Linked DNA regions of Homo sapiens: all the other regions are linked to region 1. A link is a loop called in an ENCODE intact Hi-C map of the cell type or tissue named here. Cell type or tissue: GM12878. All regions are shown on one strand. Links, peaks and the distances in the headings refer to the core of each region. The heading gives the core; the rest is flanking DNA. Region 1 holds the start of LOC124906026 (a long non-coding RNA gene). Region 2 holds the start of TACR1 (tachykinin receptor 1). Region 3 has its middle 110 kb from the start of TACR1. Region 4 overlaps LINC01291 (long intergenic non-protein coding RNA 1291). Region 5 overlaps TACR1 (tachykinin receptor 1).

What was found. Peaks named below come from ENCODE experiments on the same cell type or tissue, not always from the same donor. Only the 100,000 strongest peaks of a DNase experiment are listed, where the experiment ranks them.
Region 2: a loop joins it to region 1, with 5 times the contacts of the local background. A loop is called at or near these places in 5 of 110 quality-filtered maps.
Region 3: a loop joins it to region 1, with 2.7 times the contacts of the local background. A loop is called at or near these places in 2 of 110 quality-filtered maps.
Region 4: a loop joins it to region 1, with 5 times the contacts of the local background. A loop is called at or near these places in 43 of 110 quality-filtered maps.
Region 5: it touches region 1 in a loop (9-fold over the local background); 15 of 110 quality-filtered maps call a loop at or near these places.

What each region holds. Positions count from the first base shown.
Region 1 is chr2:75,605,611-75,611,975 of GRCh38, reverse strand. It overlaps LOC124906026 (a long non-coding RNA gene), which reads right to left and starts at 3,312. Exons shown (of 3, transcript XR_007087115.1): 1 at 2,635-3,312. In GM12878, for the core only: a CTCF peak has its summit at 2,696 (motif pointing right); a DNase peak (open chromatin) is centred at 2,700; H3K4me3 peaks cover 242 bases.
Region 2 is chr2:75,196,191-75,202,555 of GRCh38, reverse strand. TACR1 (tachykinin receptor 1) reads left to right here and starts at 3,036. Exons shown (of 5, transcript NM_001058.4): 1 at 3,036-4,010. The coding sequence starts at 3,622. All of the region lies in intron 2 of TACR1-AS1 (TACR1 antisense RNA 1), which reads right to left. In GM12878, for the core only: a CTCF peak has its summit at 2,825 (motif pointing left); a DNase peak (open chromatin) is centred at 2,875; H3K4me3 peaks cover 2,073 bases; H3K27me3 peaks cover 1,056 bases.
Region 3 is chr2:75,309,065-75,315,429 of GRCh38, reverse strand. No RefSeq gene overlaps it. Among named protein-coding and RNA genes, the nearest start is that of TACR1, 110 kb to the right of the region's middle. RefSeq lists an enhancer at 3,383-3,452. In GM12878, for the core only: a CTCF peak has its summit at 3,283; a DNase peak (open chromatin) is centred at 3,249.
Region 4 is chr2:74,916,665-74,923,029 of GRCh38, reverse strand. All of the region lies in intron 1 of LINC01291 (long intergenic non-protein coding RNA 1291), which reads right to left. It overlaps LOC105374809 (a long non-coding RNA gene), which reads left to right. Exons shown (of 5, transcript NR_187884.1): 5 at 2,744-4,804. Among named protein-coding and RNA genes, the nearest start is that of LINC01291, 11 kb to the right of the region's middle. In GM12878, for the core only: a CTCF peak has its summit at 3,098 (motif pointing left); no DNase peak of the experiment used is centred there.
Region 5 is chr2:75,050,176-75,056,540 of GRCh38, reverse strand. TACR1 (tachykinin receptor 1) reads left to right here. Exons shown (of 5, transcript NM_001058.4): 3 at 2,786-2,936; 4 at 5,094-5,290. Among named protein-coding and RNA genes, the nearest start is that of MIR5000, 37 kb to the left of the region's middle. RefSeq lists a silencer at 2,754-2,833. In GM12878, for the core only: CTCF peaks have their summits at 2,828 (motif pointing left) and 5,128 (motif pointing left); a DNase peak (open chromatin) is centred at 2,820; H3K27ac peaks cover 591 bases.

The sequences.
Region 1 (6,365 bases), core at 751-5,750:
GATGGTGATTACTGATTGATCTGTCCCAGCAGCAGTAGGGAGGATGAAGGAGCTAAGTCAGAGAGGAATGGATGCTAGAGAGGCTACAGAGGCAGGGCAGGCTGTGAGCAGAGGGGAGACATGAGGCACTGGAGAGGGGCTGGTACCACGAAGATGGTTGGAGGATGGTGGTGGGAGATGGTTGGAGGATGGTGGTGGGAGATGGTTGGAGGATGGTGATGGGAGATGGTTGGAGGGTGATGGTGGGACATGATGGAGGATGGTGGTTGGAGATTATTGGAGGGTGGTAGTGGGAGATGGTTGGAGGATGGTGGTGGGAGATGGTTGAAGGATGGTGGTGGGAGATGGTTGGAGGGTGATGGTGGGAGATGGTTGGAGGGTGATGGTGGGAGATGATGGAGGATGGTGGTGGGAAATGGTTGGAGGATGGTGGTGGGAGATGGTTGGAGGGTGATGGTGGGAGATGGTTGGAGGGTGATGGTGGGAGATGATGGAGGATGGTGGTGGGAGATGGTTGGAGGATGGTGGTGGGAGATGGTGGGAGATGGTTGGAGGGTGATGGTGGGAGATGATGGAGGATGGTGGTGGGAGATGGTTGGAGGATGGTGGTAGGAGATGGTTGGAGGATGGTGGTGGGGGATGGTTGGAGGGTGATGGTGGGAGATGATGGAGGATGGTGGTGGGAGATGGTTGGAGGATGGTGGTGGGAGATGACTGGAGGATGGTGGTGGGAGATGGTTGGAGGATGGTGGTGGGAGATGGTTGGAGGACGGTGGTGGTAAAGTAGGGGATCTATCTTCTCCTTCTCCTCTTCTGTCCTTCAAAGCCTCAGCACAGACAAAATTCCAGATAAAGATTTGTTGTACATACCACAACCTGAATGTTGAACAAACGCAAGTGTGTCCTAATCAAAACCCATCTTTAGTTTTGGCCTCCTACTGTCCTTTCAAAATGTATTTGCCCTGGACTCTTGGCTTTTCTGCTCACAATCAGGTTGTAACAATATTGCAGTTACTTAGTTGCAAATAGTCTATAAAAGACTAGTTTGTGTAATAGTAAGAACTCAGAACCTGGCTGAACCTGTAATTCCAGCACTCTGGGAGGTCAACGTGGGAGGATTGCTTGAGTCCAGGAGTTTGAGACCAGCCTGGGCAAGATGATGAAACCCCTTTCTGCAAAGTAATAATAATTTAGTCAGGCGCAGTGGCATGCACTTGTAGTGCTAGCTACTGGAGAGGCTGACGTGGAAGAATCCTTTGAGCCCAAGAGTTCAAGGCTTTAGTGAGCTATGATTACACCACTCGGTGACAGAACAGGACCCTGTCTCTTAATTGGGAACCTAAATTACCATTCAGTCTCGTCCCCTCCTTCCAGCTGGAGAGAAGGCATGGAAAACCCTGCTTTCTGAGAAGACACAATGGTCAGCTTATCTCGTTCTCAGCTCATGTTCCCCAAACTTGCTAAAGAAGGTTGGCAATGAGGCTGGAGGCAAGGTCATTAGGGAACAAGGGCAGGGTCTCTTGCAGTGGGGACCTGTGTCTGATGGAGCCTGCTTGCAAGGCCGATATCTGAAGCTGGCTTCTTCTCCAGTGGTGCATTCCTGGGCTCTTTAGAGGCTCCCTGCCGGTGCCTCTGACCACAGCTCTGTGATGTGGGCAGTGCGTTCAGCCTTCTGGATGTCTTCTTCCTCTACTCCTAAACCCCTGATTCAATGATGGCCCATTCAGCACTGAATCTCACTGTTGGGGGCCCCTCAACTCCCCAGGCTGTGCTCTTAGGCAGGTCTTGCAACTGCACCATCTGGCTTTCCCACCTCTTCGTGGTCTGGGAAACACACACCCCTGTTCTGAAGAATTCTGGGAGTGCAGCCCAGTTCCAGAGAAGTATTGTCTATCCCGTTGCACAGACTCTCTCAGTCATCTCAATGTGAGTCAGACACGCATTTTCTGTGTCCCCAGCCTGTGGGAACACAGTGCAAGGCCGCTTACTGCTCCCAAGGAAGCCCCCTCACTAGGCTTGAGTGAAGGAGGCATTCCCTCCACACTCCTCCAAAGGGAAGTGGGGACTTGGCAACAGTGCACTCCAAAGAACCTCTCACAGCTCCCCTCCCTTCCCTCCTCTATGGATGCTTATACAGATCCTTCTATGTTCTCAAGTAGGGGACAGTGTTCAAGTATTGTTTAAGCTGTTCCTGGAAATTTTTTTGTGAATTGTACATATTTTGAGCCGTCTCACACTCGAACATACCTGTGCCTTGGTGGAGGCAGGGAAAGTCCTGTCTAACAGATCTGCAGTGGGAATGAAAACCCTAACAGGGTTCCCGATGGCAATTCAGAAAGTCTCAATTCACTCACTCCTTTCCTCGTTCACTCATTTGCTCACACGACACTTGTTCTTTGAATCAGGAGCCTGGAAACATCCCAGGGCCTGGACATCCCTAATGTTCAAGCAGTCTTTATTTCATTCTATTTGAATTGTCTTTAAGTCATCAATTTTTAGCGTGGGGCTACTACTGCCTGGGACTAAATTCAGCTGCTCCACACACTTGGAGTGAAAATGTGAGCAAATCTCTCTCATTTTTCCAAATTGCATAGCAAGTAGTGATCAGAAAACCAGCATCTCCTCGAGACTCACCTGTCTTAGAAGGTCCAGGTGTGTGTGAGAACCGGGATGCGCTGTCTGCCGCTGCCCGGCGCCGCCACACGGTGGCGCCGTTGGACGGTCCCACAGTCTTCCACAAAGCGGCTTTTGTCCGTATCCCCGCACAGCCGCCGAGGTTCTCTAGGGAGGATGACCCCATTCCCTCAGTGGTAACCTCAGCCAGGGGTGACCCCCCACTTGAGCTCACGAGGTTGCAGCTCAGCTGAGTTCTGCCGCCAGTTTTCTTTCACAGCCGCCTTCCAGGTGCCAGCTCGTCCCAGGAGCCCCAGGGCAGCGCAGGCTCCCATGAATCCCAGGGATCCTTTGTTTTCAACTCAAAACACAAAGGGTCCTGTTACCCCCTCCCCTTCCTGGACAACAGAGCTACTTGCTATCCATCTAGACGTCTGAGAAAAATACCGTCAGTGACCTCTTAGGGGATCCCAGGGTGCTCGACCTCCTCCCCGCCCCTTCTCCTCTCCCCCAGGTTAGCACCCCTCATGGAAGCCAGGCTGGTTTTCCCTCTGGTCTACAAGCCAAAGAAGCTGGCGCTATTCTTACCAGGAAAGGGGACTACAGATTTAATTTTTAAATCTTTTGCAAGCACCCCTCTTGTAAGTCACTTGCCTTAGAGAGAGTAACAATGTGTCTAACATGCTTTGAAATCTAGAACAGTCGGTAGCCCTGACCTTCAGAGTAGACCTCTGGGAGCACATTTGAAAGCCGTGTAGGAGGCTGACCTTTCTGACTGTTAAGGAAGTGACTTTGGATTCCAAGAGCTTGTTCATGCATGACAATTAGTTTTTAAAGCTTCTAAGAGCAAAGGGTAAACTCCATGGAGATGCAGAGTGGAGAACCCAGTGTTTTTGCATCAGAGATGGAAGTCACAGAGAGTCCCAGCTGTCATGACAGGCACTAAGCCACATCCCTCCTTCGCTGAGTAGCAGCCAGTCACTGAAGGGAGCAGAGGGTTCTTAGGGTGAGACAATCCAGCTCACAATCAGATAACATGATCTGCCGTCCTTGGACATAAGCTATATGCAAAGCATTTTGAGGAGCACTTTATATCTGTTATTTCTAATCCTCATGACCACACCATTTGGAAAATATTATTATACCTATTTTACACACGAGGAAAACGTGGCTCAGAGAGGTTAAGTAACTAGTCCAATGTCACACAGCTAGTTATTAGCCGAGCTGGGATTCAAGATCTTGAGACTCTAAAACTCATTCTCTTCTCACAATTAAATGTTGCCTCTGAGAATGGTGTCCATGTTGGAAGAGGAAGGCAAAGAGAAGGTAGTTGGGAATGGATCTCACCAGATAGGAGATTTCCTTGTGAGATTTCAAGTTTCGACAAATGATAACTTTGAATATGTCAGTCATGAAAATGGATCTGACGTGCAGCCCCTGGGGAAAGAGAATCAGTGGGTAGGAGCAAAGGGCACAGAGTAAACCTGACCATATGTTTTCCTTGGCAGTGGGTGGGTTTCTTGTTCATCTGGCTGTCCTCGTGACATTTCCGTGCCTTCATCCTCTCACGCTGATCCCCCTGCAGAAAGTCTGACAAGCCACCTTTTCTGGACAAGGCTTTCTTCCCCTGATGCCTCCCAGCAAACACACACATGGGGTTAGGCACTCTCTCCTCAGCATTCCCATTGTTCTTGCCCATGCATCAGTACAGCAGGTATTATTCTAGGTACAGTCATTGTTTGTGTAGGCCTGGGGCTGCCACACCTGGAGGGGAATCTTTTACCCAAGACGAGAGCAGATGCCAGGAATCATCAGAGTTCCACTCATTCAAGAACAAGGAGATCTGAAGGGAATCTGCAGAACCCCACAACCAAAGAGGGCTATGGTCATGGGTGAAGCAGGGACCATGAATAGGAACTTGGACTGGTCGATGGGAGCAATACTAACAAGTTAGGCCTGAAAGGGCAGCATCTAGCATGGCGCCAGCACATAGATGGTCCTCAGGAAGTGAGTGATAAATCGGGGAGGAATGGATGGTACATGATGAACAGTCTTTATTAAGCCGAATCTCAGGCTGTATTTGTTACAGGCAGTTACCGCAGTCTGGGTTGAAGTCATAATTCTCTCAAGAACTTTGCATGCTCCTGGAACTTCCCACTATATTTCTCAACTGATTTCCCCATGAGTTTGACTAAGGATGTGGACCACTTGAGTTGGTAAACCACACTGACCATCCCCGCCACACTACAAGCAGCAGCAGCTCCCTATCCAGGCTCCTGTTTGCAGAGCTGGAAATGGCCGAGCTCTGCATGGTGGTTCAGCATGACTCAACCTCCTTGTTTGGGGGCCAGCCCCCACTCCTGGCCATGAATCTAACTGAGCCTAAAACCCCCTTGTTTTTCTAAGTGGGTGTTGGGAATTTCCTTGGTTAAGCCTCCAGGTCTTCCCTCCTTCCGGATTTAATGAGCTCATTTATTTTACTTTTTCACTTAGCAGGTTTTAGGGCCAGTTAATGAATGGTGGGGTTCTCTTTAAGAGCCAAGTTGGGCCGGGGCTCAGGGCACTTTTCTTGCCATTTCCCACTCTCAAGTCCCCTGTGTCTCTAGAAGTCTCTCCACAATGCTGGCAACTGCTCTTCCCACTGCAATCCCCATATATCGAACTTTCTGGAACACAAGGACAGGGAGACCTCCAAATATTTTTGTGGTTGTTGTTTTGTAGTTTGTTCTGCTTTGTTTTGTTTTTCCCCTCCACACATTTTTCTGGGATGGCTGTTTCAATATGAGCTTGTGCTTTCTAAAAAGAAGGAGGTGTGGATGCCTCAGGAAAAGAGATCCATTTTTAAATGCAGGGCCTCCACTCTGAGTTCTGTCTGAAGTATTTGGTAGATTTTTGGGGTGGAGCAAGCTGGTTGTGAATTCCAGGGAGACTTGCCAGATGCTGTTTAAACCTCCTTTGTGTGAAGTTGGCTGTAAAGAGCCGCCAGGAGGGCGCACTAGTGGAAAGGAACTTGGAAGCCAACCTTTAGCCCAGAAAGAATGAGAAAGAATCCAGGGTCCACATGGCAAGAATGCATGCCTGCAGCAACTCAATGACTGACTCAGTTCCTAGAAGCTCCTCTTGGTAACGCCCTCTCTTCTGCTAGGTTGAATCACATACTGGAGAAAGCTTAGTCCAAAGAGTCTCCTGTACCTTTGTCCATCTATCCACCCATCCAGTAAATAAAGATTGAGCATTTACTGTGGGTCAGACACTGAGCTAGGCACTAGGGCATCAGGAGGAACAACTGGCCACAGTCCTAATGAATGCCCACAGGTCAGAAGAGTCAGGATTCCTGTGTGGTGGGAATGACAGACAGTGGGGGAGGCACTAGAGGATAAGTCATAGAAACCTCAGCATGTCACGCTTGGATAGCTTGCAGAGCAGTTGCTAACTGCTTGTTTACTGCTGAAGCACCAAAGCTTGGATACGATGCTCCCAACTGGCAAGGCAGAGCCCACGGCTTGCTTCTGCCTGGGGACCAGGCTGTGGGTGGCAATGGGAGCCTGAGTTTCTCTGCTAAACCTTCATACCAGGCAAGAGTCTGGGGCCAGTATTATTAACCAAAAACACATTTTGAAGCTTGTTGTGATCTGACTCCCTACGTGACCCCAGCAAAAAACAGAGAGAAGGGCTCAGGTGGGGGAAGGCAGCCCACCTTCATCTGCATTGGGTTGCTGTGTGTATTGGCTCCCTAGAGCTGCTGCAACAAA
Region 2 (6,365 bases), core at 700-5,699, 410 kb after region 1:
TAAGGAAGGATTTATACTACATTGTTAACAGCGTTTACTTTAAGATGTGTGATCCTGTGTTGAGTGTCAAGGAAGATGTTCAGTGAAAAGAGGAACGAAGGGGGAAAAAGGATAAGAAAACAAGAATATCAGCTCTTGGAGGGAAATAGCATGTATAGAATTTTATCTATATATTTGTGCAAAGCTGTAGGGGGAAAATTCATTACTTTATAGATGGGTGATGCTAGATAAAGTGTCTCCTCATATCATAGGTATGAACCAAAAACAACTTCTGCTACTGTATAGCTGAGGCTTTTTTTTTTCCTCAATGGTGAACCCATCATGAATATGCTTTTTCTTTTTAAGAAGAGAAACTAGCTTTAGCAAGTCATAAGGATTCCTAAGATATGGCTACCAGCCATGAAAATCCCGGAGTAGAAAGAAAAACAACCCCAAGTCAGACTCATCAACACATCAGAGTTGAAGGCCAGGGTAAGGAACGTAGGTGTCCCAGTGCCTGGCACCAGTTCCACCATTTGAGGTGGCTTTGGACTGGCATACAAAGCCTCAAAGTTAGCCGAGGGCTAGGCAGGATGGAGGCAGGGAGAGAAGGCGGGCTGACCTGCGCTCCAGTCCCTATGCAAACCTGGAAGGTGAGCAGGGAGAAGAACCCCTGATGCCACCCAGGGCCCCGCTCTGACCTGCAGGCTCATAGGTGGGCAGTCATTATGGGACTTTAAGCAGAGTGACAAGGTTTGATTTATAAAACTTCAGCCTGAAATATTCGCCTTTTTTCCACCCTCAACCTCTTCCCATCCTAACTCATTCTTCAGGCTTCTTCATGGATGAGATTTTCTTCCATCTGTACGGATACCCCTCATTGTTTAGGTTAGGTGGCCTCCCTCTTCTCTCCTCACTCAGGGCTTAGTACCTTTGGTCATCATAATACCGCCCATTTTGTATGGTTCATTGCTTCTTGTTTGTCTTCCTCCATACTGTAAGTGCTTGTTCACCCCCCAGCCCCAGTGCCCAGCACAGTACCTGCTTCAAAATATCAACTTGCTGTACTAATGGAGGATAAATGGATTAATGTTTACTTTTTAGCTATTTCATATTTATTTTATATTTAGCTCTTATTACATATTTAGATTTTATTCGATTAGCTTTCTTTTTCTCCCTTAACCACTGAATAAAGTTCCTTTTGAAAACGTCAGCCTGGCTCTAATGGACAGGGAGAAAAAAGAAAAGATAACTTTAAACAGCTTGGAAGGAAAATTAAAGATAGAGAAGTTTCCCCTCCCCCCTCCCCCACCCTCCGCATCCCCTTCCCTCTCCCTTTTCCTCCCTCTCTCTGTCAGCTCTTTGAGATGGTGGAAGCCTCAAGCAGAGATCCAAGGTGGAGGAGGCATTCCCTTCCACAAAGAAGACCTCTTGTGCAGCCGCTCTAAATAAAGGGACGCTGTTCTCTTGAAAGCATCTCTAGAGTTTTCTATGCAGTGTGTTTACGGGTGCCTAGGAGAACCTGGCAAAGCAATGTGCGGTTCCTATATACGCTAAAATCCCAGGCTCCGAAAAAATACAGAGTGAAACAGCAGATTCTCCTCCCCGGCGTGGGATCCAATTTTTGCCCGGCATAAGTGTATAGTAAATTTCCCAGCCTTAAAGCACTTCCCGAGAGATGCTTTGAGCGCTCGCGGTACCAGTGCGTAAACGCCGCTCCCCGGCTGGCGCGGGTGTGCGCCAACTCCAACCTGCGCGCAAGTCTGCCGGTGCGCGCTCCAGTCCCACAGCTCCGAGTCCCCGCAGTGAAAGGAGGGGGCGGTGCACCGGGGTAGATGGGCCCCTGAGGACTCCCGGGGTTCAGTTTTCCGCGGAACTCTGCCTGCAGCAGTCTGGCGGGAACGTGCTGCGGAGCTCATCCCATCTTGGCTTCTCCAAAAGGGTTTATACGGACTGGCGAGTCTTTGCCCTGCCTCCTCCAAGTGTCTGGCACCAGTTCTACCGTTTGAAATGGTCTTGGACTGGGATACGAGGCCTCAAAGTCAGAAGACGGCAGGGCAGGATGGAGGCGGGCAGAGAAGGCTGGCTGACCTGTCCTCCAGCCCCTATGCAAACCTGGAAGGGGAACAGGGAGAAGGACCACCGATGCCACCCCGAGCCCGGCTCTGGCCTGCAGGCTTGGCAGGCGCGGAGGCGGAGGCTGCCAGGTCCCCGGGAGGCAAACGCAGCGCCGCAGTGATTGCTGGCGGAGAGCCCAGAGCCGCGCGTCTGAGCGACAAGCTGCCTATGAGTGTGGCTCCTGCGCTCACCAAGATTCGCAGGGAGCTCAGCCCTGTCCCCAGTGATTGAGCAGAGGCTCATCCAGAGGGGTCAGGTGGAGGGCTCAAATGGAGCTTCTCCTGGAACGAGGGGCCAAGTCACCAGGGTGGCTGAGGAAAGTGTCCTCAAAGCTTAGAGACTGTCACTTCCCAGGTGAATCAGCTAGCCAGGTAACTGAGCTAGATATTTTGTGGGGGTGTTTCCTAAACACAGCCTCAGGAAAGTTGTTTTCGGGACACCTGGACCAGGGAGTCGTCGCCTCTGGCTTCTCGGTAGCTGGAGCGCGGCCCGGAGCGCGGCGCTGGCACATCGCCCCCACACATGACCGTTTCCCATTGCCACAGGCAAGCCGCCTCTGCAGAGCTGTCTCAGGGCTCTGGGCTTCATTCCCTGGAAGTTGATTGTCCTCCACTCCAGCTGTTTCCCAAATCCTTCCTTCCTCCCAGCACCCCTCGTGCAACGACGATTCCAGCTGCGGACCGCATCTGTGTCAGTTACTTCCAAGCCACCTACTGCCCCCTCGCGGAGTGCGTGGGGCTCCCGGCTCGCAGACTCCCACGGCAAGTAGCAAGCAGCAAAAGGCGTGGTAGCTGCGGCGGTGGAATGAGACAGTTGTCAACAGCTGGCGCAGCTGCCGCGCTGCGCACCGGGACTGGCGAGTACGCAGCCCAGGTACTGCCCCTTCCCAGTGACGTCTCTGCAGGGGGTTATAAAAGCCTCGTGCGCAGCTAACTCGCGAGCTGAGCAACCCGAACCGAGAGGTGCCCGCGAAACTGCAGGCGGCGGCAGCGGCAGCAAAAGAGAAGGAAAAATCTCCAGCTGGATACGAAGCTCCAGAATCCTGGCCATAGGCTCAGAACTTTTACAGGTCGCGCTGCAATGGGCCCCCACTTCGCTCCTAAGTCCTCACGCAGCACAGGGCTTTGCCTTTCCCTGCGGAGGAAGGAGAAATAGGAGTTGCAGGCAGCAGCAGGTGCATAAATGCGGGGGATCTCTTGCTTCCTAGAACTGTGACCGGTGGAATTTCTTTCCCTTTTTCAGTTTACCGCAAGAGAGATGCTGTCTCCAGACTTCTGAACTCAAACGTCTCCTGAAGCTTGAAAGTGGAGGAATTCAGAGCCACCGCGGGCAGGCGGGCAGTGCATCCAGAAGCGTTTATATTCTGAGCGCCAGTTCAGCTTTCAAAAAGAGTGCTGCCCAGAAAAAGCCTTCCACCCTCCTGTCTGGCTTTAGAAGGACCCTGAGCCCCAGGCGCCAGCCACAGGACTCTGCTGCAGAGGGGGGTTGTGTACAGATAGTAGGGCTTTACCGCCTAGCTTCGAAATGGATAACGTCCTCCCGGTGGACTCAGACCTCTCCCCAAACATCTCCACTAACACCTCGGAACCCAATCAGTTCGTGCAACCAGCCTGGCAAATTGTCCTTTGGGCAGCTGCCTACACGGTCATTGTGGTGACCTCTGTGGTGGGCAACGTGGTAGTGATGTGGATCATCTTAGCCCACAAAAGAATGAGGACAGTGACGAACTATTTTCTGGTGAACCTGGCCTTCGCGGAGGCCTCCATGGCTGCATTCAATACAGTGGTGAACTTCACCTATGCTGTCCACAACGAATGGTACTACGGCCTGTTCTACTGCAAGTTCCACAACTTCTTTCCCATCGCCGCTGTCTTCGCCAGTATCTACTCCATGACGGCTGTGGCCTTTGATAGGTGAGATTAGCCTTTGTGAAAAGGCGAGAAAGTGCTCATAGAGGACCACGGCATTGCTGTGAGGTTTGGAACTGGGTGGGGTATGGGTCAAGTGGAAGATTGGCCACTCTGAGGGTTTTTTTACTGATCAACTGAGTCATTTGTTGATGGGGAACTTCATCTTATGTATTTCAACTTTTTTTCCTCTTTTTTACCCATCACTCTCTCTCTTCCTTTCAACACACATCCCCCTTTTCTTCATTTAACTCCCCTTTCTTCATCTCTTCTCCACTCATCTTCCTGACACTTTCAACTTCTGCTTTGCTCCTTTCCATATATTCCTTCTCCCCTTTACCCTTGCAGGCTGCAAACAATACCTAGGGTTTGGTCAAAGGACTAGACCCTGGAAGGGGCTTTGTAAATTCCTCCAGGCCTGTTTTTCTGTCAGACAGCCTCTTGTTGCCTTCCTGTTTTAAGTACACCTAGAGGATTCTGGGACTTTCTGCTCCCACTGCAACTCTCCAGTTTGTTGTTGTAGTTGTTGTTGTTGTTTGGTTGGTTGGTTCGTTGGTTTGTGTTTGTTTGTTTGTTTGTTTTGGATGTGAAAGAGCATTTCATCAGTATCATAAGATACTCAGAATTCTAATGCAGTTTACTCTGTAATGCTAGGAATTCTCATTCAGGAATGAGAGACAGTTATGCTATCCTTAAGAAACTCCACGGATAGGGATCCAGGAAGCTTACCCAAGAGGTGTTCTAAATTTCTCCTGCAATGTAAAATGTATGTATTTAGCCTGTCTCTATCCACAGAGAAACATGCTTGGCAAAGGCATTTGAGAGCTCTTCTGTTCCGGCAACCAACAGGTTAGGGTTCCCAAAGCTGACTGAAAGTGAAAAGGTTGGCATTTCAAACACTGGGGATGGTATTCTGGAATGAATGGCTCTTCAGGTAGCATGATGGAAAATTGATTATTGGAGCACAGCTCTGTTGGTATTGTCTCCTTTGTGAGTATCTTAGGTCTCCAATGTGTATGTCTATGTGTGCACAGGTGTTAAATGTTTACCTGGGATGTGAAAGTATGCTTAAAACACCTACCACTGTGATTTTAAAATGGAGTCTTTTGATGTCCTTCCTGAGATAACTGAATGTGAGAAACCCAAAGAAGGAGCTAGGAGAAAACTTCAAAAAAAATTCCAAACTACTAACCCTCTTTGCATAAAGATTGTTTATAACTTGCAAATTATTAGAAGTCTTTTTTAGCTCCTGTAGTCAATGAACACTTTTAAAATCAGGGAAATCTTCATTTCCATCCTTTGCAGTGGTGTCCAAATACTGATTTGTTAGTTCCCTGTACATCTCTCTATATGCAGCTCCTATGTGCTTACTATGTTTTATGTAAAACAAATTGTGGAAAATCAGTTTGTATTTTAAATGTAGATGGTAAACCAATTACTCAAAGTGGGAGTGAAATGAATTATTTTGCAAATTTATCTTTTGTACTACACTGGTTTTCAGATATTCAGTTTGCTGAAAGTGAGGTACACCTGTAAATCTTTCTGCATTGACATGCTCCTTTAATCTCATAACAGCTTCCTTAAACTTAAAAAAGTCGATAGCATGATATATAAGTGAATATCAGGGTAGTGAAACCTGATGCCAGTTCAGCCTTACAAACACTCTCTTGATGCCCCCTAAATTAGAGGGCAAGTTTTTTGGGGGGTTTTGTTTGTTTGTTTGCTTTTTCTGCACTGGGGCTTTGCACAAGCTCTAGGAAGACCTGTCAGTCAGTGTGAGCTGGAGCATTCAGTAGCTGATGGAGCACCAGCAGACAGCTCTCTCTTTTGGCTTACACAGAAACATGTTCTGCAGCCCTGATCTTTCCTCTGGAACTTAGAAGGTTAGGGGTGGGGATGAGAGTCAGAGTCCGCACAGTGGATTGGGCAGGGAGCCAGATTTCAGCTCCGTTGTTGTTTTTCTCTAGGTAAACCACCGCAGAGCCCCGACCCTCTGTGATACCTGCTCAGTGAGACCAAAAGGTCTCGGATGCCAGAGCTTTAGGAAATGACAGCGACAGGGAATGTCACCATGTTTCCAACATGCAGATACAGCCCAGGGAGGTTACCAATGGCATTCCTAAGATTAGAGTTCAAGGTAGAATTAGGGATGAGACTTCAGGTCTCTGTCTCCATGTCTGCCAAGTGCTCCTTCTATTTTTTCTTGCTCAGCCTGGTGAGCACACTATAAACTCACCCCCTCAGGCCTTCCAATGAATATATTTCCTGCATGTGTGGTCATCCATTCTCTCCCAAGAATGTATTGGAAAGAAAGGGGGCTTTAAGTCCTCTCCCTGTAAGTTATCTCCCTTTTCTCCAGCA
Region 3 (6,365 bases), core at 975-5,974, 300 kb after region 1:
TTGATACACAATATGTCCTGCCTTGCTGAATTGTTTGGGAATGGTTCTTGGATTAACATGTCAAAAGCTGACATACAACAAACATTACAATCTAGAAAAATAATTTTATTGATTAACTGTCTTAGGTCACTTGGTGATTCTTTTGTCTGATATTTTTTGCATATTTTTCAATTGCCACTTACATGACAACATTTTAGAATATATATTTTTAATGGACTAGAAAGAAAATAAGTCTTTCCTCTGTCTTAATTGATAAAACATATGTCTTCACACAGAGATATACTCTCTGTTGGTAGTATCAGTACAGACATTGTTTCTCCTTCTCTACCCAGGTATTTCCAGTAGTTCTGAGCACCATGGTACATATTTATATTACCATATGACCTTTGACTCTTCGTCCCCCTCTCATGACTCCAGACAATTTGGCACAGTTTAAAGTAGTAGTATTCCTGGAGGCTCTTCCTACACTGGATTAGTGATACAAGAAGCACCTGCAAGCCACATAAATGTATCACAACATACTCAACTGGGATGTATCCTGAACACAGGTTTCTTTTACACAGATCCCAAATGCTTTACGGCCACTCCAATGCCACCCCACATGAAGGGAAGATGGATGGAGAGGCAGGTGAAGAAGAGAGAAACAGTTGTCTCCACTGATTGCACCTGAGATTTGCGCTTTGTGAACAAATAGCTGGGCCCATCCCCAGGCTTTGTGAGAAGCCCTGAACTTAAGCCTCATTAGCTTCTCAATAAATTCCCTTTGCTGAGCAGTGCTGATTGTGTGAAGCTGCTCCCAAGCACATCTACCCCAACATCCAATGACATTGCCACTCTACCATTCAGGAGCAATGTTGGGTGAGGCTTGCATCTCCTGGGTTACTCTCTGACAAATGGACCACAAGACACATCTTCTGTTCTCATGATTGTTCTAAAAACATATCTTGGGTTCCCATCATATATGCAGCTCCTGAAACTTGAGGCAGGAGCACTGAAAACTTTCTTGGGGATCTAGGAGGTATCCAGGTTCTCATTAATTCCCCTCTAGCTTTCCTTTCCTGCTGACAGTTTTTGAACTCTTACTTCATTTAAATAAGAAAAACTTTATGACATCATACTTTTTTTTTCAAACTCTTTATTTTATGGTATAAACTCTATACTATTGGTTCTCCAGTCTTTATCCTTGTTCCTTCTGAGCCAAGCCATTTTTTAAGAATTCAAAATGAAAATTATTTATCTCCCATGCACCAAGCTTTTGTAAATCAGTAGTGTACTGGCCTTCAAGACTGTGCTCTCAAAGATTTGCAAGTCTTTTTAAGAACCCCAAAGCCAAGAAAATGACCCTTTGTTGTCTATGTGTTGGCTTCCTCTGGGTGTCATTTGAAAATAGTGTTATCCTTGATGCCTGAAAAGGGAGGTAAGGTAGAGTGTGGAGCAGAGAAAAACAAACTATTAACATTTCAACATATATTTCTGATTTAGGAAGTATTGATTTTGGCTTCCAAGCACCAGAAAGGCTAACCAGAATAACTGGTCAAATGGGAGGGCTCTGGTAGTAGTCAGGGTCCCCTTGACTATAAATAGAACGGGATTTAGTATAGGAAATTAGGCACTTCCAAGTTTGTGGAAGAGTTAGAGAAGCAGAGTCTAGGCTGGTCTCTGGAAATGACTTTTGGAACAAAACTGACTAAAAGTATAGCGACTTTTTCTATAATTAGAATGTTGGTGGATGAGGAAGCTACTGTACCCCTTTTGGCTCCAGGATCTCACATCACTCCATGTCTAACTGGGGGTCAAGAAGCTGCCCCACGGGGAGCTGGTTCCAAAGCCATCACATGCTGGCTAGAGCCACATCCACAAAATAGATGCCTCGCATTTTGCCACTTCCCTCCTTGCAGAACTTGGTTCTACATTCAGGTCTCACACAAGTGCCTCTGGTTATCTTGGTGCAAGGAAGTCTGGGATATATAGTTTTCAGTTTTCCAGCCTCTGTAGTAGAGAAAGGCACACCAGGAGGAGGTTGTAAGAGATGTTCATTTCTTGATCTGCCATTTAGCTGCCGGAACTGTGGACATTAGCCAACTCCCTGGGACAAAAGTTTCTACTCAATCCAGCTCCTGTTCTAGCAAGATACCCCAGGCCACACATAAGAGGAACAGCCACCATGGGCTTAGTGTCTGTGAATTTATATCCTGAGCTGCCTACCTTAACCACCAAATCCCACTGCTTCTGCCATCCACACCCTTGCCTCATCCCTTCTGTTTGGCATATAGTTCACTCAACCTTGGCCTTTCTCCCGGGTAAGCATATGTCTTCTGTGGCTTGATGGAATTTCCGCAGATGGCCTACACAGCCCTAGGACTGTCCCTTACCATGAGGGGTCCTGAAAGCGGGTGTCTTCTTCCACTTCGATCCAATTTGTCTCACCGTCTAGGGTGTGACTTGTTTACAATCAAACCCCAATGCTGGGAACAATTTAGTTTTTCACTTCTTCAACAACAAGCTTGGAAAAAAGTGTCATTTTGGTGCACCTTCACAAAATGCTGCTACCCTACAAGGATGCTAATGTCAATGTGTATCGTGAAGATACAACAGGACAGATGTGGTTCACATTGGTGGTTCACACTGTAAGAATCTTATTTTTCTCAATAAAAAGTGCATCTTGGCTACAAAATATTGTGTGGGGTCATGACCCCATTAATTTCTTTAAATGAAATTTCATTTCAGGTAATTATATTATACTAAATGATGTCAGACAAGTATTAAATAAGCCTGTGGAAATAATCATCCTTCAATAACGGAGAAATTGAAAGCTGCATTTTATTCATGACTGAGCATAAATAACATGTTTAGATTTCATTGTTTAGTAAAAAATGATGCATAAATTAACTCTTCCCCTAATTTTAGTTCTATTCAGACATGCCATTTTAATTCCTCTTAATGTACTCATTCATAGAGTTAGTACCAAGCGGTATAAAAGACACTAGTCTTCATCTCGTAATAATTTTAGCAAAGGTCCCTTTGAATCTACATGTATAGGTCGTATTTTCCTTCCTTTCGATGCAACACTAAATTAAACTCAGTATGTTGCTCAGACATGTGTTGGGAGAAATAGACAAAGGTTATATTGATGCATGTGGTTTCCTGGTCTTTTCTAGGGCATGATCTTATATTATCACCCTCCACCACCTGGCCTCAGCAATCAGTGAGAGGGCTGTGTTCCTATGAGCAGTTTCACATCCTCCTCCTGCCTTTCACACTGGCCATACAGGGAACCCCTGTGGCTGTCCCCGGATACTGCAGGCTGCTGCCTCCTGCACACCTGCTATTGGCCAGATCACTCTGCCCCCTGGTCCCTGATGCCTGACTGTGTCCTTGGGTGAGATGCACCTGAGAAACTGTAGCAGTGCTGCTTGGAACGAGGGCATCCCAGTTAGCTATGGATCAGGACTCTTGCTCATTTTCACCACCTTTGGCCAGAGCACAGCCAAATGTCCAGTTCTCTACTGTGTTTCTCTCCCTTGGCTGGAACAAGGACATAAGCCTCTGCAGGCCCCGGGACACCCCACCCTGCCTCACTGAAAACGAGAACCTCTCTTGGGAATGTGCAGAGCTCTGGGAGGTTGCTATTCCAATTCAACCAGAATTTCATGAATTGTGCTTTCCAGTTTCATTTGGAGAAACAGTTGCTTTGATTAAAATACAGGTATACTTCCTCAGAGATACTGTTGATTTAGTTCCAGACCACTGCCGTAATGGTCACAGTAAAGTGAGTCACATAAATGTTTTTGTTTTCTGGTACATATAAAAGTTATGCTTACACTAAACTCTAGTCTCTTAAATATGCAACAGCATTATATCTAAGAAAAATGTATGCAGCATAATTAATTTTTTTTATTGCTAAAGATAGAGCAAGGAGGATACTAAAAGAATCTGTCTTCCACCTCGGGGGTGAAGGGGGCAACTAGACATTCATCCACTTATTTATTTTGGAGCCTCTGAGCCCCCTCTGAATTCCCTCTGACCCACCCCCCCACCACACACAACAGCAACAACAACACACACACACACACACACACACACACACAGCCTGTGGAATGGCAGAGAACACACAGAAGGACACACACACACCCAAGCTTATGGGAACAGATAATTTTGAGACTTCATGTACCACCAACCCCAGAGCAGAGTTCTTGGTGACAGTGGGAGCTGCTGCCTCTGCAGCCTGAGGACAGAAAACTTCTAACCTGCTATTTGAAAGCAGTCTATTCCCTGCTTCCAGCAACCTCTACCGATGTTTACAGATGGCTCCACCATTACTCATCACCCTCTTGGGGCACTAATTTTGTCTTAAAGTTTAGTTTCGTTTTTTTGCGAAAAATTGAGTTTAGTTTCCTTTTGTGAAGAAGTCGCTCCACCCTTCTTACATCTGATAGTCCTTCACAGCTTATCTCTTCAGCCCAGAAGAGTAACACATGTCTCCTAAGAACTGTATTATTGAATCTTCTGGACACTCAAGGAGGTACCTACCATCTATCTGACTTAAGATGTATAATGCTATGCATGCATTTGAAGACCCATGTGTTCCCCCGATTAAATTATTCACTCTTCCGGAGGGAAACCACTATTCCGATCTTATTGACACATATTTCTTAATTTTTCTTATTCTCCTTCTGCTTGCTTTCAAATAATCTCGGTCAAAGTTTGGGTGTTTTTCCTGGTCCTCCTTTACCCCAGTGGTATCTTGGTCCCTCCATTACATAATGCCAGATAATGGAGGGATGTGTATGGTCTTGATTTACAACTGAATACCTGGCTTCTAAGCCTCTCATCTGATCCTGAGACCTGGCCAGCCTTCATGTTGGAGGACTTTCAGATGTCTAGCCAGCCCACACCAATTCACTGCACGTCTACTGCTGGTCATGAGCCTTTGCGGGCCTCGGGGCTCCCCACCTTGTTTCACTGAAAATGGGAACCTCTCTTGGGAATGTACAAAGCTCTAGGAGTTTACTATTCCAATTCATTCAGAATTTCATAAATTGTGCTTTCTAATTTCATCTGGAGAAACAGTTGCTTTGATAAAAATACAGATATACTTCCTCAGAGATACTGTAGATTTAGTTCCAGACCAGTGCTATAATGCAAATATCACAGTAAAGTGAGTCACATAAATGTTTTTGTTTTCTAGTACATGTAAAAGTTATGTTTACACTAAACCCTTAAATGTGCAATAGCATTATATCTAGAAAAATGTATGTACCATAATTAAATTTTTTATTGCTAAAAAATGCTAATAATCATCTGAATCTTCAGTGAGTCATACTCTTTTTGCTAATGGATGTTTATGGCTGCTGACTAATCAGGGTGGTGGTTGCTGAAGGCTAGGGTGGCTGTAGCCTTTTTCTAAAAGAAGACAACAATGAAATTTGTTGTATCAATGGACTCTTCCTTTTGCAAAAGATTTATCTGTAGCATGTGATGCTGTTTGATAGCATTTTACCCACACTAGAACTCCTTTCAAAATTGGAGTAAATTCTCTCAAACTGTGCCAATGCTTTTTCAACTAAGGGTTTTATGTACTATTCTAAATCCTTTGTTGTCATTTCAACAACGTGCATAGCATCTTCCCCAGTAATACATTCCATCTCAAGAAACCACTTTCTTTGGTCATTCATAAGAAGCGACTCCTTATCCATTCAAGTTTTATCATGAGATTGCAGCAATTCAGTCACATCTTCAGGCTCCATTTCTAATTCTAGTTCTCTTTCTATTTATTCCATATCTGCAGTGACTTCCTCCACTGAAGTCTTGAACTTCTCCAAGTCATCCATGACGGTTGAAATTAACTTCTAAACTCCTATTAATGTTAACATTTTGACCTCCTCTTATGAATTACAGATATTTTAAATGGCATCAAGAATTATAAATTCCTGGCTGTGTGCGTGGCTCATGCCTGTAATCCCAGCACTTTTGGAGGCTGAGGAGGACGGATCACTTGAGGTCAGGAGTTCAAAACCAGCCTGGCCAACATGTGAAATCCCATTTCTTCTAAAAACACAAAAATTTGCTGGGTGAGGTGGCTCATGCCTGTAGTCCCAACTACTCAGGAGGCTGAGGCAGGAGAATCGCTTGAACCTGGGAGACGGAGGTTTCAGTGAACCAAGATTGTGCCACTGCACTCCAGCCTGGGTGACAGAGCAAGAGACTCTGTCTCAAAAAAAAAAAAATTATAATATTTTTCCGGAAGGTTTTCCATTTGCTTTGCCTAGATCCATCAGAGGAATCATTATCTATGGCATCTACAGTCTTACAAAATGTATTTCTTAAATAATAGATTTGAAAGTCTAAATCATTCCTTCATCCAT
Region 4 (6,365 bases), core at 480-5,479, 690 kb after region 1:
TTAAATTTCCTCATGAGGCAATCATTGTGATGGTGGCAGGGGAGAGGGGGCAGGAAAGGAAGTTAGATTTGATTAGGGAATAACTGTCAAGGCCTAGCTCTGCCCCTTAGGAAAGCGAGATTCAAGGAGGAAAGGGTAGGATTTTGCCCTCACACCAACCTAGCCTTAAGGCCTGCTGCCACCAGTTACTAGCTGTGTGGGCTCGCAAGCTGCTTAACCTTTTTGAGCCTGTTTCCTCATCTCTACAATTATGAAACAGGAAAAATAAAAGGCCCCTAGAGAATTAGATTCAGGAAGTTGTGGAAAGTGCCCAGTTAGTCAGAATGGGAAGGAGCCTGCTTGTTGGTTCCTTCTCTACCTTCCGTCTTCTCCCTTGACATCTAGATCCAATCCCTGTACAGTTGAGGACACCAGCCTCTGCAGGGATCCCTGAAGACAGATTCTCAGTCATTGTCAACCACACCACCTGGTCCAGGTAGCTTTCCCACTGTTGGGAACTCCAGGCTTTCTCCTCCACTCTAGAAAGCCTGGGTGAATGCAAGTGAGGCTGCAGGGAATGTTGTCTGAGACTGGGATGGGATGGGATGGGATGGGATGGGATGGGATGGGATGGGATAGCTAAGGACAACCGTGGTGGCAGGCCACTTGAGAAGACAGGAGAGACCACAGGTCTGAGACTTCAGAGTAATCAGATAGCCCTGGAAGCTCTGAGAAGGTGGGGGCATTGGCCCAGCACTTCAGGGGGCTATAACCCATGCAGTCACACAGGCTCCATGAGTAGAAGGGCCCTGAACTTGGTTTAACTGCTGTCTACTGTTGTCATCTTGAAATTCTTAAAATTTTTGAACAAGGGCCCCATGTGTTTATTTTATTTATTTGTTTGTTTGTTTTTTACAGACAATAAAAAGTATGTTGTTTACGGACAGGGTTTCACTCTGTCACCCAGGTGAGAGTGCAGTGATGCAATCATAGCTCACTGCAACCTCAACCTTTTGGGCTCAAGCCATCCTCCCACCCCAGCCTCCCTAGTAGCTGGGGCTACAGGCACGCACCACCATGTCTGGCTAATTTTTTTTTAATTTTTGGCAGAGACAGGGTCTGGCTATGTTGCCCAGGCTGGTCTCAAACTCATGGTCTCAAGTGGTCTTCCTGAGTTGCCTCTCAAAGTGCTGGGATTATAGATGTGAGTCACTGTGCCTGGCCCCACATGTTTTTACACTGGGGCCTGAAAATCATGTTTCCAAAACTGCCCAGCACCAACCTGCCAGCTCTGGGAATTCCAGCTCAGCATCCCTGAGCACCCCAGGTGAAGAAGTGGAGAAAGGAGGGGGTTTCTAGAGCAAGTGTTTACAAGGAGACAGAAAATTGAGGGGCCAGCAAGAAAGTGGTTCAAGTGATCAACCGAGAAGGCATCTAGGATGGGTGGAGTCAGCAGGGGACTGATGTATCAGAGGAAAAGGAAAGAGTCTGGGATCTGGGGGTCTTACACATAGACACCACTAGTTGGAGCAGAGGTAGAAGTGTGATTGCACCAGAAGGACAGGGAGCTGGCTAGTCTGGGGCCACAAAAACCAGAGTTTAGGGGAAGATCAGGCAAGCTGTGGCTGTTGATCATGGGACCAGGCTGAGGATGGGAACCGGTGGGAGGATGGGAGCAGTGTCCAAGCAGCAAGTGGAGCACAGTCCCTGATATTCAGAAATTTAGGCAGGCAGGCAGCACCAGAGAAGTTGGCACTAAGGACAAGGGTCCCAGCCACTGTGCAGGGATTCAAGGACAAGACTGGAGTGGGGTGTGCCCAAGCCCTAGAGGGACTCGGGCCTGGACAGGCTCTCAGAACCGAGGCCAGAGCACCAGTGTCCCCATGCCTCCCCCAGAAAAACCCATAACAAGAGCGGCACACAAGAAAAGGGCCAGGTGGGCTGTCTGGGAAGGCCAGCATCTCCTTTGCCACGGCTCCTCCCATGGGTGCCCATTGTTACTCTGTCCATCATTACCGTTTGGCACAACCATCCCCCACAACACCTTTTTCACCCACAACACTTTTTTCTCCCTTGATAGCCTGGAGGCTTCTGAAAGGGAGACACTTTCTCCCCTTTACCTGCTCATCCCCAACACTAAGCAAGGTGTTTGGCACATAGTAAGTGCTTAATAAATGGTGTCTGGCTGGCTGAGCGCGGGCCAGCTGGAACACGGATGGTAGCCCTGCTGGACATTGAGAGGGAGGCAGGGGTGCATAAAAGGGGCATCTGCCAGCTCTGGTATAGACCGCCTGGGTTCTAACCATGCCTCTGCTACTGCTAAATGGACCATCTCGGCCAAGTTATCCAACCTCTGCCCCTATGTTTCCTCATTATAAAATGGAAATTTTTATTTTGTATTATCTTATGTACCTTTGAGTAAATGTGTACATAGCAGTTAGAATAGTGCTGGACAGCACTTTAGGAGGCGGGGGCGGGAGGATCACTAGGTCAGGTGATCCAGACCATCCTGGCCAACACGGTGAAACCCCGTCTCTACTAAAAATACAAAAAATTAGCCGGCCTTCGTCATGGGCTCCTGTAATCCCAGCTACTCGAGAGGCTGAGGCAGGAGAATCGCTTGAACCCGGGAGGCGGGGGTTGCTGTCAACCCAGATCGCGCCATTGCACTCCAGCCTGGGCGACAGAACGAGACTCCGTCTCAAAAAAAAAAAAAAGTACTGGACGTGCCACGCACTTGCTAACACTATCATTAATATGACAGGTAAATAACATCTTTGTGTGGCGTGTTGCAGCTGTCACAGCCGCCAGCAGACAGCCGACTCCCTCACCAGTAAACACCGCGGCTTAGGTGTTGCCCACCGGGCACCGGAAGGCGGCCCCCTTCTCGCTCTCCAGTGAATGTTCCTAAAACAACTGCGGGGTCCAAGAGCACAGGGAGAACAGCGCCCCTGACGCAGGCTGCGCACCCGCCCGGAGGAGGCAGTGCGTCAGTCCTGAGGTCACCGCCACCCGCTCCCGGGGGACGGCCGCCTGGGCAGGTGAGGAGGCGACCACCTCCCAGACGCCTGCCGGAGCTGCGGCGCACCGACTCCCTGCTTCTCCGAGCGGCGAGCGCCACCTGGAGGCTCCCTCGAGATCTGCATTTAGGAGGCGACGGGTCCTTTCATCGTTTTATTCATTAAACATTTATCGAGGCCTGGAGCGATGGTTCAAGCCTGTAATCCCAGCACTTTGGGAGACCGAGACGGGCGGATCACTTGAGGTCAGGAGTTGGAGACCAGCCTGGCCAACATGGCGAAACCCCATCTCTACTAAAAATACAAAAATTAGCCGGGCACGGTGGCGCACACCTGTAATCCCAGCTACTCATGATGAGGCTGAGGCACAAGAATCGCTTGAACCCGAGAGGCGGAAGTTGCAGTGAGCGGAGATGGAGCCACTGTGTGTTAGGCTCTGGCGACGTGGGGAGAAATAAAGATAATGTCTTGTTTCCCAGGGCATTAATAGCGTGATGGGGAAGACAGGCCATCAACAATGTGCAACACTAAGGGCTAGGAAAGAGGTGGATACAAAGGAGGGAATAAGGAATGTGGTCATTCCTTAAGGTGTTTATTGGTGCCAGGTACTGTTCAAGGCACCAAAAAGAATGGAACCAAACAGAGATCCTGCTCCCAAAGAGCTCATAGTGGAAGGACAGCCAGACAAGCTTAGAATTACGGGACAGGCCTAAGAAGGAGCCAGACTGGGGACCAGAGGCGTCCGAAGGGAAGTCCAGGAAGTACCGCAGGAAAACGTGATATATATTAAATCTTAAAGAATGGGCAGGATTTTGCCAGGCTTAGTGACAAGATATCTTCCGTAAAATCGTGGAACTGAAAAGAAAGGATATAGGTTGAAGAAGGGCTAGTTCTGTGTCTGAAATAGAAGGAACATGAAAGAGAAGTGCTGGGACATGGGGCAAAAAAGGGAGTTTGGGGCCAGATCGTGAAAGCCTTGGTTTAACAGGTGAAAAGTTCAAATTTGATCCAGGTAGCTGGCAGAGTCAGAGGTTCTAAAGCAGAGACCTGCTCTATAGAAAGCTCACCATGAAGTACAGCAGTGATGGTGGATGAAGATACCAACAGCTCAACCTCCTATGTGCCAGGGAAATGCTGAGCGCTTAGCACCTGATATTTATCTTAATTCTCTAAATGGGCCTATGGGGTAAGCATATTATTATCCCAATTTTATTGGAATACTTCCCTGGTAGGGCCCCTAAACAGGTAGCCATCAAATGCCTGATAAATTCCAGCTAGCTTTAAATTCTAGTCGCTACAGAGCAGAGCCCTTCCATCGCACTGAGCTGAAGGAGCCAGATGGGCATTACAGACAAGACCCACTCAGTAGGTGAAATCAACAGAGCCTAATGACTATCTAGATCTGCAAGATGAAGAATAGGAAAGAGCTAAAGACAAGATTATGATGAAAAGTTTGATTTTGAAATAATACATTTTTAAGAGCTGAGAAAAACCGTATCCATCATCCAGAACAACCGCCTATTCTACCCACACTCCCAGCACCACATCAGTACACGTGTGCCTGTACTCACCATTCTGCCTTGCCTCCTGCTGGCATGGACGAGTGCTGCGTGTTCCTAAGTGCCACCTTCCGCTGTGCACTCGATCCCATCCTCGCGCCCACGCAAGAACATCGCTTCATCAATTGGTCCTTCTCTCACATATGAAATTTTTGGTCTTTCTACTGAGTCATTCCCATAAATATACATGTGTACTACAATTTCTCTCATCGTAAAAAATAATAAAAATATTTCCTTGACCTCAAATCTCATACCCCTGCCATTCAATTACACCAATCCTCTCCAAAAGAGTTATTTATACTCAAACTCCACTTTCTCTCCTCTCGTTCTTTCTTGAACCCACTTCAGTTTCATTCTCACAACTTCACCACAATTACTCTTCAGGTCCACATTGCAAATCCAACGGTCAGTTGAGAGTCCTCATCTTAGATGACCTGTCAGCAGACTTCCACACAGTTGAGCCTATTCACTCAAGTGCCTAAGGCTATGCACATTCTTCTCTACTGACACTCACTTCCTCGTGATCCTGCCTGGCCTCACGTTTACAACTCCGAATATATTCTTTCCAGCCTGAACTCTCCTCTGAACTTCAGACCCATACATCCCCAACTGCTGACTCAATATCTGCACGTGGATGCCTAATGCGTTCAAACGTAGCATGTCCAAAAGCAAATTCCTAATCCTCCCCCTTCAAACCTTTTGCTCCCATTTGCTCCCACAGCCTTTTCCATCTCAATAAATCAAAACTCTAATCTTCCAGTTGTTCAGAATAAATGCTGTCATCATGTTATCTGTATTTGTCGATATAAATTAGGTGATGCTTCCGTAGCAAAGAACCCCAAAAACACCACAAATGTTCATGTTTTTGCTGATGTCCAGGCTGAGTTGACAGGAGACTCTACTCATCAGTTTCACTGAGGGACTAAGGCTGACGGAGGCTGTATCTTGACAAAATGTTTTCATGTTTTTAGAGACAGGGGAAGGTGCATGTTGCAGGGTCTTGCACTTGCAGTGAAATGCTTCTGCCCAGAAGCCCCGTGCACCTCTTCTGCTTACATTTTATTGTCCAAAACAAGTCATATGGCCACACCTAACTTAAAGGAGGGTTGGAAGCACAAACTTACTAAGTGCCCAAAAAAGAAAACAACTGGCTGGACACGGTGGCTCACACCTATAATCCCAGCACTTTGGGAGGCCGAGGCAGGCGGATCATGAGGTCGGGAATTCAAGACCAGCCTGGCCAACATGGTGAAACCCCATCTCTAATAAAAATACAAAAATGAGCTGGGCTTGGTGGCAGGTGCTTGTAATACCAGCTACTCTAGAGGCTGAGGCAGAGAATTGTTTGAACCCGGGAGGCAGAGGTTGCAGTGAGCTGAGATTGTGCCACTGCACTCCAACCTGGATGACAGAGCAAGACTCCATCTCAAAAAAAAAAAAAGAAAACAACCAAAATATTTGTGAACAGCTCTAATGATGACCACATCATGCTCAACTCCTTTTTTGCCCCTCCCTTTGCACATGCAATCCACCAGCAAAACTTTTCTGACTTTCCAAAATTATCCAGAAATCTGACCTCTTCTCCAGCTCCTCCAAAGCACCAACATCTTTCATCTGGGTCATTACAATAGCCTTTACTGGACCCCCAGCTCCTGCCCTTGCCTCCTCCCACCCCCTACAGCCTGTTCTCCACACAACACCAGAGCAATTCTTTTAAACATGTAACTCCACTCTCAAACCCCTCTAATATTTCCTATGTGACTGAGCACGAAAGCCAGAGACCTTCCAGTGACCCATGATGCTACAC
Region 5 (6,365 bases), core at 917-5,916, 560 kb after region 1:
CAAGCCACACAGGAAAGCCTTTATTGGGGTTTTCTCAGGAAGGAGCAGGCAAGGCCGGGTAAACAGGTTTAAGATTGGCTGGTTTGAATAACTTCGGCAGGCTCCGGGGTGTAGGAGCTGCCCCTAGTTGTCTGATGCCTGCCGTTGGGTGATTAGGGCGGGAAAATAGTGTCCTACCCTGTAAGAGCCCAAGAAAGCAAGCAAGTGGAAGTATGGGCTTTGTTTCGGTTAGTTTGCATATGAAAGGCATCCAAGTGGAAAGTTGTTTGTTTTCCAAAGGAATTAGCTCTGCCTGAAACAGTCCCTCCCTGAGCTGCAGGGACCCAGATGCCAAAGTATCAGATACAGAACCAGAAAACACAGTTAATACACACTTGAATAAAGTCATTAAATCACGGACAACAATGGAGTCCCAATAGACTTGCATACCTAAGGTCTGAAACAGTTCTCAGTGCTAGATGTCTATTACAGTAACTTGGGGGAAGTTTCTAAAATGTAATTTCCTGCTCCCAACCTCAAGTCAATTGAATGAATACCTTTGGGCACTGATCATTTTAAAAGTTTCCCTGGTGATTCTCTTTTACATTTGCGGTTGAGAACCGTTGGCCTAAGACAATGTTTCTCAAAGTCTGAACCACAAACAGCAACATCGGCATCTCTTGAGAACTTGTTAGAAATGCAAATTCTCAGGCCCACCCCAGCCCTGCTGAGTCTGAAACTCTGGGTGGGACCCAGCCCTGTGGGGTTGTCGAAGCCCTCCAGGTGATACTGAAGCCCACTCGAGTTTGAGGGCCACTGGTCCAGGGTAAGGAGTATCGGCGAGTTGACCATAGTGTCCCTCCCATCACACTCAGACCCAATCTTGCTCAGTGCCCTGTAGCAATGTCTCGGCAAAGCTCAGCTAACATGTTTTGGTCACAAACTATTAGTCTGCATGAGGCAGGGCTGTTCTTTCAGGTAGGAGAAGTCAGTGCAATTTGGAGGTTTTCAAGTTCTCCCTGCCCCTGTAGTCTCCAAACATTTTGCTTACAAGCAATGCCATTACAGCAACCAGGAGGGACTGAGATCAGCTAGGAAACACAATATGCTGTCCCTGCCATAGTGGTTGGAGAGCCCTGAGGCTCCCAAAGGAGGCGACAATTCAGAGGGCTTTGAAAGCCAGGTGAGACTGGAGCAGCCTGTCTGCACAGAACACATGCACTCACACCCTGCTTGGTGCAATCTGTGATTTGTCACTTAAGCAGTCTTTGAGTATCTTCAAATGCAAATTTGATATGCAGAGGGACTGAATAAGTAGCAAAAACTGTGGGGCTTTACAAAGAAGTGATTAAAAGCAAACAGTATCTACAAAGGAGAAATTGAGTGAATAAGTGGGTTTTCCTCATTGGAAGAAAATCATTGCATAAAATAATCATGAATGGTAAACAGAGGGGAAGAAAAAAATCATTGGGTGGCTTTTCTCCATTGACAAAAGGCTGGTTTTCTGACATCACAGACCTGGATTCTAATCTCAGCTCCTCCCTTTACCAGCTGTGAATTTGGGAAAATTAATTAAATTCTAAATGTGGTTTCCTCGTCTACAAAATGGGATTCATAGTACCTACCCAATCATTTGCTTAAGGATTAAATAAGATAATGCTAGTAAAATGCTTGGCTTTGTGCTTTTCATCAACACTCAAATTTAACTACCATTTCTGCTATTAATACTATCATTAGCATTATTATTAGCACAGTGACCTAGAGTAAGTGCCCCCAAACATTAGCTGTTCTTCCTAGTATTATTATTATTATTATTAGGAATTCTGAGTATCTCCATTATACTCACATCTAAGAAAAGGGCTGTAACTAACCAGACAAACCAAGGACCCCCAAACCCCCAAGAAAAATATATTTTCCCAAAATTCAAAAACCTTATTTAAGTCTGAAAAGGAGCCTTCCCTTTAACAGAAAAGGATAAATTGTGCTGCTGTAACAAACCTCAATATCTCAGTGGCTTAACACCACAAAGGTTTATTTCTTGCTCATGTCCCAGTCAAACGTGAGTCAGTTGGCACCTGTCCTCCAATGGGTAATTCAGGGACCCAGGCAGCTTCTATCTGAAGATATATTCTTAAAGCCCAGTCTTAGAAATGGCTTATGCTATGTGGCTTTCACCCACCCACTAATTCTAGTTCTAGGATTACTCTTATCTCTCTCATTCAGGCTAATTATTCTGATACCGATAAATTCACTTATCACATAGCATAAACTGGGCCTTATCAACCATCATGGTAGTTCTCAACTGAACGTACTAGTTGGTCTACAACCCTGCACTAAGTTGAGCATAAGTGTAGTCTGGCGGGTATGAATTGAGTGGTATAATTACTTCCTTCATTCAGAGACTATACTTCTATTAATGTAGCCTGAGTTTGCATTCTTGTTTTGGGGGGTGGTGTGGGGCAAGTGATATTGAACTGATCATCAACTGAAATCGCTATGGGTATACAACAGATTCAGTGCCCTGTCATCAATGTTTTCTTTTTTTTTAATCTGAACAGGAGTATTCATTATGGAAAAAGTCCACAAGAAAAACATAAATTGTTTTCTGTAGTGTATTCATTAGTATTACCTATCCACCCTATGCAGGTGACAAGTCTCCCTGGAGTGGGCTTTACAGCCCAAGCTTATTAATGGCATATGCTGAGAAAGGTAGCTGCCAAACCTTGACTGCAATAACAATAACAAAAATTAAAAACCTAAAATAATAAGTATATCATACTGACCTTTCCTGTTTACCTTGCTGTAGGTACCACATCTGTGTGACTGTGCTGATCTACTTCCTCCCCCTGCTGGTGATTGGCTATGCATACACCGTAGTGGGAATCACACTATGGGCCAGTGAGATCCCCGGGGACTCCTCTGACCGCTACCACGAGCAAGTCTCTGCCAAGCGCAAGGTGAGCAGGGGACAGGCAGAACTAACCCACCCTGGCACAGACAACAGGCTGTCGAGAAGGGATGGCACACTTGTGAGCCCCAGAGGCAGCTAGCACAAAATATCCCCAGGTATGGGGAGCAACAGAGAGGAGGAGAGGAATCTTTCTTCAGTGTCTTTGGAACCCAGATCTGGCTGGACAGGCATGAGCCACTTCGCTTGCTCTTAAAGAGTAATTGCAACCTCTTGATCCATTAAAACACACACACACACACGCACACTTAAATAAAAGATCAGTGAAGAGTGATTTGGTCCTCTTCTTAAAGTTTGACAAGATAATACATTCACGTGGTTCAAACATCAAAAGGCATTCAAAGGAACAAAATTATAGTGATGAAGAACGGATCAGGGGTTTCCAGGAGTCAGTGTTTGAGGGGGCTTGGGAGGAGTGGCCTACAAAGCGAGAGCGTGAGTGAGTTTCTTTGCAGTGATGGAGCAGCTCTGTATCCTGACTGTGGTGGTGTTTTCATCTATACCTGTGATGAAATTTCATAAATCTATACACCAAAAAAAACAGTGCATGTAAAAACTGGCAAAAACCCAAATATAGTCAGTAGTTTGATGAATGGTCAGTGTCCTGGTTTTGATAATGTGGTATGGTTATGTAAGATGATATCATTGGAGGAGGCTAGGTGAAGACTACCTGGAACTGCTTTGCACCACCTTTGCAACTTCTCGAGGGCCTTCAATTAGTTCAAAACGAAACATTTAAAAAAATTTAATTCTTATCATGGAAAGCCTCTCTCCCTTCTAGATCTGTCATCTACCCAGGTCCCAAGCTTGCACACACACACGCACACACACACACAGATATGCATACAATGGTAACCATTGTTATCTGTTTCTTAACCCTTCTAGCTATTGGCACTTATAAATAAGTAAATATATATTATTTTCTCTTCTTTTTTACACAAATAGTAAATACACACTGTTCTCACTTATTTCACTTAAAATTGACAAGATTTTTGAAAATCAGTATATAAAGAGCTTTCTCATTCCTTTTTTTTTTCTTTGGTACTTCTTTGCTTAGTATTCTCTGTTGGTACTTCTCTGCATAGCATTGTATGAATGCTGTAGAGTTCTTTGCTAAAGATGCCTTGGGAAGGGGTTACATCGCATGGTGTCTTAGTCCATTTGGGCTGATGTAACAAAATGCCTTTGACTGGGAGCTTATAAAAAATAGAAATTGATTTCTCACAGCTCTAGTGGCTGAAAGGCCCAAGATCAAAGCACAGACGGATTTGGTGTTTCAGGAGGGCCTGCTTCCTGGTTCATGGATGGCACTTTCTAAGTCCTCAGATGGTGGAAGGGGCAAGGGGTCTTTCTCAGGCCTATTTTATAAGGGCACTAATTTAATTGATGAGGGCTGTGACCTGAAGACCTAATTAGTTCCCAAAGGCCACCTCCTAATACCATCACCTTAGGGGTTAGGATTTCAACATATAAATTTGAAGTGACACAAACATTCAGATCATAGTATCCAGTATTCACAAAACCTTTTAAATCGCTTTTAAACATCTGGCACTCTCTGACTGCAGCTAGTCAAATCTTTTCCCTTCTCCTTCCCTCCCCTTCAGTCTCAAAACCAAGCAGCTTGCCCTAGCTCACTGCATCTCCCCTTGTCCCACCCCTTCTGCTGTGCCCGCCCACCCAGCCTGCTGTTCCAGGCCTTTTCCTCCTGAACACCCTTTCACCTTTGCTCATTAATTTGTCTCCCTGTGTTCCTCCAGTCATGAAGAATAATGTAACACAGTAGTCCCCAAATGTGAGTATGCATCAGAATCATCTGAAGGGTTTGTCACACTCAGAATTTGGGGTCCTATCCCCAGAGTTTCTGATTTAGTAAGTCTGAAATAGGGTCCAAGAATTTGCATTTCTAACAAGCTCTGAGGGGATGGTGATGATGCTGGTTTTGGGACCACACTCTGAGAACAGCTGACATAACCGAAGTCTTGTAGCACCATATAGTAAAGATCCTTTCTCCTCCTTGAAGGGGCGTCTTTTAAATACTTCTCGCTTCATCCCATACTGTGCACAGTGAGGGCGTGGGAGGAGAGAGGAAGCAGCCGTGAGAGAGGGGGATGTGCTGGTGGTCTCACCTGTCTCACCCTCTTGCCAGGTGGTCAAAATGATGATTGTCGTGGTGTGCACCTTCGCCATCTGCTGGCTGCCCTTCCACATCTTCTTCCTCCTGCCCTACATCAACCCAGATCTCTACCTGAAGAAGTTTATCCAGCAGGTCTACCTGGCCATCATGTGGCTGGCCATGAGCTCCACCATGTACAACCCCATCATCTACTGCTGCCTCAATGACAGGTGAGGATCCCAACCCCATGAGCTCTCCAGGGGCCACAAGACCATCTACATACACAGTGGCCAAGCGGCCATCCTAAATGAGTAAACCCAGCTGTGAGACAAGAGGGACAAGTGGGGACTGCAGCTAACTTATCATCACACAACTCAGCCTGGCTGATTATCACCATCCAGGAATGGGAGCCCGGAGTGGACTGATTTTCTTTTTTTCTTTTCCAAAGGGAACCAGAAATCCATATTATTGTCCAAAGTCTTCTGATTCATAAATACTGGCAGCTAGTGGGGGAATTAAAAACTTCTGTGGTTAATGCATGTAAGGCAGGTCTGCAAGCTGGATCCAGGCTCCAGGCCATGGCCTGTGAGTTTATTCACTCTGCTCTATGGATCCAGTACACAGCGGGCTATGCATGCAGAAAGAGAATTTCATCCCCCCACAGAGCACATTCGCCCTCTCTGATCTCTCACTGTCTTTTTCCCATTCCATCTTACGATCTGAGCAGCTTTACCCATTTTCTTCCAGCAGTTCCAGCAGGACAAGGTAAGGCAAAAAGGAATTGTGACCCCAGAGGCCTGATTCCTGCCCTCACTTAGTCAAAGGGGTTGGGGAGAGCCATCCTGCAGATGGCAGAAGCCAATGTCAGAGAAGTAAGAGAAGGCAGAGCCCATCCAGAATGGTGGTCAGCATTAGGGAATTCACCATGGGGTGCAGAGGGCTCCCAAAAGCAGGCAGGGACACATAGTGGCTGCAGCACAGTCTGTCATCCAGAGCACCACCAGCCTCTGGATGGGGAAGGAGGCGGGAGAGGAATAAAATGCTTGTTACCATCTTTATATCCATCAGTCCTCAGCCTGTAAGGTGCCTTCTGTGAATTAGACACTCAGGTACTAGAAATTTGGGGAAAGACATTCTCTTCAACTTGTCCAAAGGGTCTCTGTTAGTCTAACTGACACATTCACCCTTATTTCTAAGAGTTTCATGACCCACCTACACTTTTTTTAGGTTAAGTCTAGCAGCACGCCTTTAAGTAAAGGTTAATTCTTCCTATTTAACAACCAGAGAAACTGAGGCACACTGAAG